2 separate regions of the Homo sapiens genome follow, and region 2 is linked to region 1. The links are chromatin loops, found by intact Hi-C in ENCODE. Cell type or tissue: Caco-2. All regions are shown on one strand.

Region 1 (2,500 bases):
TTATGGTGCTATCCAAGGTCCTTGCAGAGGGCCTTTACACACAATATTTTTTTTAAGTGAATAAATGAATTTCTTGCATGTAAAAGGGCCAGGTAAATATTTACTCTTATGATTCATTTTTGGAATGCTGTTTTTATCCTAGACCCTGAGAGATGGTTGGTGCCATGTGGAAGGTGATTGTTTCGCTGGTCCTGTTGATGCCTGGCCCCTGTGATGGGCTGTTTCGCTCCCTATACAGAAGTGTTTCCATGCCACCTAAGGGAGACTCAGGACAGCCATTATTTCTCACCCCTTACATTGAAGCTGGGAAGATCCAAAAAGGTAAGTAAGTTTAATTAAATCAGAAAACCACTGGCATGAGTTCAACAGTTTCTCTTTTTTTTTTTTTTTTTTTTGAGACGAAGTCTCGCCTGTCACTAGGCTGGAGGTCAGTGGCGCGATCTCAGCTCACTGCAACCTCCGCCTCCCGGGTTCAAGCAATTCTCCTGCCTCAGCCTCCCAAGTAGCTGGGATTATAGGCACAAGCCACCATGCCCAGATAATTTTTGTATTTTTAGTAGAGAGGGGTTTCACCATGTTGGCCAGGATGGTCTCGATCTCTTGACCTCGAGATTCACCCACCTCGGCCTCCCAAAGTGCTGGGATTACAGCTGTGAGCCACTGCACCTGGCCAATAGTTTTTCTTAAAACAAGTAACCCATAGGATGCAAAATATATTTCAGTATTTTTACTCAGTTGTTTTATTTCAAATATATATATATATATTTTGTTTGTTTGTTTGTTTGTTTGTTTGAGACAGAGTCTTGCTCTGTTGCCCAGGCTGGAGTGCGGTGGCGCAATCTCTGCTTACTGCAACCTCTGCCTCCTGGGCTCAAGTGATTCTCCTGCCTCAGCCTCCTGAGTAGCTGGGATTACAGGTGCCCACCACCATGCCTAGCTAATTTTTGTATTTTTAGTAGAGATGGGGTTTCACCATGTTGGCCAGGCTAGTTTTGAACTCCTAACCTTTGGTGATCCACCCTCCTCAGCCTTCAAAAGTGCTGGGATTATAGGCATGAGCCACCGCACCCAGCCTATGTCAAATATTAATGACTTGATGTCATATGTTGTCTGAGTTTTTAGCTAAAATGAGAATTAGCCGGGGTTGAATTACCTGCATGGTTGAGTTGCAGCATTTTATTTATAAGACTAGTAGAGTGCCTGTCCCCCAGTGGTCACTTAATGCTAATACTATCCTTAAAACTTACTATGAGTCAATCACTGGTTCCAAGCTTTCTGCATGAACTTATTTAAACATCTCAACATCCCGGGGAGGTGGACCCATTTTACACATGTGAAACCAAGGCAGAAAGAGATTGAGCTACTAGCCAGAGTTCATGCAGATATCAGCTGGTGTGTAGGCTTCATACTCAGCCTCACTGCAGCCTCCCTGCTGTGCCCCGTTATCCAGCAAGTCTGGGCCTTAGTTTTCTCATTAAGATAAGATGGAGCTTTAACAACTTACCCAACTTACAGAGATGTTATGAAAATCCAATGAGATAAGGCACGTGAAAATCTTTTGTACTCTATAAGTTGTTCTCCAAATATGAGTGTTTGCAATTGGCTTTATTTAGAGATTGTGGGTTTTTCTATTGTTATTACCAATAGGAAAAAAGGTATCACTTAGTGTTATCAGAGGCTAAAATTTATGACCTGCATCTGCTCTTTTTTTTTTTTTTTTTTTTTTTTGAGACAGAATCTTGCTCTGTTGCCAGGCTGGAGTGCAGTGGTGCAGCCTCGGCTCACTGCGCTCTGCACCTCCTGCGTTCAAGCGATTCTCCTGCCTCAGCCTCCTGAGTAGCTGGAACTACAGGCATGTGCTACCACGCCCGGCTAATTTTTATATTTTTAGTAGAGATGGGATTTTGCCTTGTTGGCCAAGCTTGTCTCAAACTCCTGACCTCAAGTCATCTGCCTGCCTTGGCCTCCCAAAGTGCTGGGATTATAGGCGTGAGCCACTGCCCCCGGCCCTGTATCTGCTCTTAATGCTTCTTTGCGCTTAATCACTGTGCGAGTAAATGATTTCAACTTTCTGGACTTCAGTAGGTTCCTAAGCTATAAAACAGTAGACAGGTAGCTATTCTGAGGAGCTGTTTGCAAAGAGCAGCAGAAAAATGGGGTAGTGGCTGGAGGGAGCACTGGGGTCCAGGAAGGGTCTTTAACAGAATAGGAGAGAATGTTTGTTTGCTGATGGAAATGATGAGTGGGGAATTGGTTTGGTTTGGGGAACCATTGTTGGAGACTGTGTTTAAGAAGGTGAGAGACAGGGATCTGGCACACAGGGGCCCCAAGGTTGTCCCTTGTCACAGGTGGGAAGGCAGAGATGGTGCCTGTGAAGCTGGCAGGTTGGCAGATGTGATGGGAATGAAGAAGAACACCGGAAATTTTAGACAAATGGTCATTTTAAAGATCAAAAGCAAATCTAAATACTCTATAAAGAAGTTTAAAATAAAGCAAGTTT
Region 2 (2,500 bases), 490 kb before region 1:
CAGGGTGCTAGGCTATCAACACAAGCACAATGAGGAAGACTTCTCTTCCCCTCATAGCAGGAAAGAGGACAGCCATAAATATGTCCTGTGGGGTCTAGCAGGGCCCCTGTGAGGCTAGATGTGAGAAAGAACCCTTTCTGTGCCTCCCAGGGCCTGGTTGGCAGCTGCGCAGAAGGCTACTTCTCCTCAGGGCCACAGAGAGACGGGCCCTGAGGCAAAAGCCTTTGAGAGACCTTCATGGCAACCTGGAAGTTCACAGAATCCATTCTTAACCTCTTTCTTACACTCAGGCCAGGCCTCTGGCCCAGTGATTCTCACATTTAGTTCAAAGACCACTAGACTCCACCTGTACATCCGGGTGAGGGTCTTCTGAGGGAACTTCTGGTTTTGTTTATGTGGATTTACACAAGAGTCTTCTGTTGTCTAAGTTTAATAAACTTCAATGCTATTTCATCTAAAGCAGCCTATCTTTTTTTGGTTATTTTTTGGTAAATGTTGACATTTAATTGACTTCAATAATCTCAAAAACCACAATGGTGGAGGTGGTATTTTCTTTTCACTGTTGATGGAAAAAAGAGCTGAACACAGCTGGGTGCGGTGGCTCATACCTGTAATCCCAGCCCTTTGGAAGGCCAAGGCAGGTGGATCACCTGAGGTCAGGAGTTCAAGACCAGCCTGACCAAGATGGCAGAACCCTGTCTCTACTAAAAATACAAAAAATTAGCTGGGCATGGTGGCGGGCATCTGTAATCCCAGCTACTCAGGAGGCTGAGGCAGGAGAATTGCTTGAATCTGGGAGGCAGAGGTTGCAGTGAGCCAACATCATGCCACCGCACTCCAGCCTGGGCAATAGAGTGAGACTCCGCCTCTCCAAAAAAAAAAAAAAAAGAGCTGAACACAATTCTGGGACCAGAAATGTCAACACTCTTTCCACTTAAAAAATGAAGTATTAGGGAGATACTGTATTTATTATAAACAGATGTGGATCTTATACATTCTGTCAATTTTAACTGTGGAAATAGAAGTCCATCTATCTAAAACATGCACTACTGTCCAACTTTAAATTTATGAAACCTTTCTCTTACATCATTTCTGAACATCTTGGCATCTACTCAAAATCATGAGAAAGTATTACTCCTGCTAAATTCTGGTGTCCAAATTGTACAAACTGCATCTCTGTAGCTTTCTAGTTTCCTTCGTGTGTGTTGTGGAAAGAGTACTATTAATAGCTTTGGAGCAAGGGTTAGAATCCCAGTCCCACTCATTATTTCATCCCTCGGTGCCTCACTCCAGGGAGATTACAATATGTGAGGATTCAACAAGATCATGACAAAACACTTTGCAGGGCACAGGGACTGCCATGCCATGGAAGAAGAATATATTTACAAAACCAAACATTACCTTCCTCTGTGCGTTCGATGACCTGGGCTGCAGACCTTACTCTAGCAAACCGCTAGGTGGCACTAATTTGGGGACTCCTTCCTTTGCCGCCTAAAAGCATCCTGGAATTTACCACCATTCCGTCTCCTCAACGCTTGCCTAAGTGTTGGTGACTCAATCTGTGGATTCCACTCCAATTGGCTTAAGCCCAGTCATTTTGGGATGAATAATTGGCACTGCCATTACTCTAGGAACAAGGCACACATTCCATCTAGACCTGCAGGATAAGTAATACGGAATGTAGTCCGTGGAAAGAGACAGGTACAAAGAAGAGGAAAGAGACAAGGAGAGTGAAAGACAAGCAAAAAAGGAAGGATCCCTCCGAAGAGAGAGACTGAGTGATGGTCAGAGAAGGACAGAATAAAAGCATGATGGGGAAAAGGAAAGGGGAAGTGGGTTAATATTCAACTAAAAAAGGAGGGCTTTATTTTAATTTCTCATGCTAAGGAGCAAACAAACAAAAACACTGAAAGAGAGACTGCCTTTCCTTTGCAAACCAAGAGGCTTTGAGGGCTGTGTCCACAGAGCAGGTGAAGGCACCAGCTGCCCAGCTTGTGAATGCCAGAGATAAACAAACCACACCCAGTTGCCTTTCAACTATCCAAGATACCGTCTCCTCCCTGCGTTGCGGAGGTCGGATGACTGAGAACACAGCCTAGGGTCACTAAAAGGTCTGGAGTATGAGGGAAGGTACCCGTCCTTATTGTTCTTCACTCTGAAAATGCTGAGGCAGAAGCGATTCATGGGACATGAGAACTTTTTAGGCTCAAGGTTAATTCTTCAAGATAGTGAGCTGTCTGTCTCTGGGAAGATACAGACCAAGGATAGGACTGCCTGTTAGGATTCTAGGGGAGGAAGCCTGCCCTGAACCGAGCAAGAGGGTCTCCCAGACCGTCAGGGTCCTTTCTGAAGCCACCTTGTTTCCTATAAATATAAAAAACAGACCCAGCTGTGACAAGCTTCCTGGCTGTCTTTACCCACACCCCATCCACTTGGTGGTCTGAACTCGGGGCTGCAGGTAGGTACAGGAAGAAGAGGCTGTGGCCACTTAAGGTACGAA

What was found. Hi-C counts contacts between places; a loop is a spot of excess contacts. Peaks named below come from ENCODE experiments on the same cell type or tissue, not always from the same donor. Only the 100,000 strongest peaks of a DNase experiment are listed, where the experiment ranks them.
Region 2: it touches region 1 in a loop (3-fold over the local background); 2 of 110 quality-filtered maps call a loop at or near these places.

The regions. Positions count from the first base shown.
Region 1 is chr7:29,118,714-29,121,213 of GRCh38, reverse strand. It overlaps CPVL (carboxypeptidase vitellogenic like), which reads left to right. Exons shown (of 13, transcript NM_031311.5): 2 at 143-321. The coding sequence starts at 153. Among named protein-coding and RNA genes, the nearest start is that of CPVL, 27 kb to the left of the region's middle. In Caco-2, a CTCF peak has its summit at 1,206; no DNase peak of the experiment used is centred here.
Region 2 is chr7:29,608,906-29,611,405 of GRCh38, reverse strand. No RefSeq gene overlaps it. Among named protein-coding and RNA genes, the nearest start is that of PRR15, 46 kb to the right of the region's middle. In Caco-2, CTCF peaks have their summits at 1,271 and 1,473 (motif pointing right); DNase peaks (open chromatin) are centred at 1,495 and 2,015; H3K4me3 peaks cover 188 bases.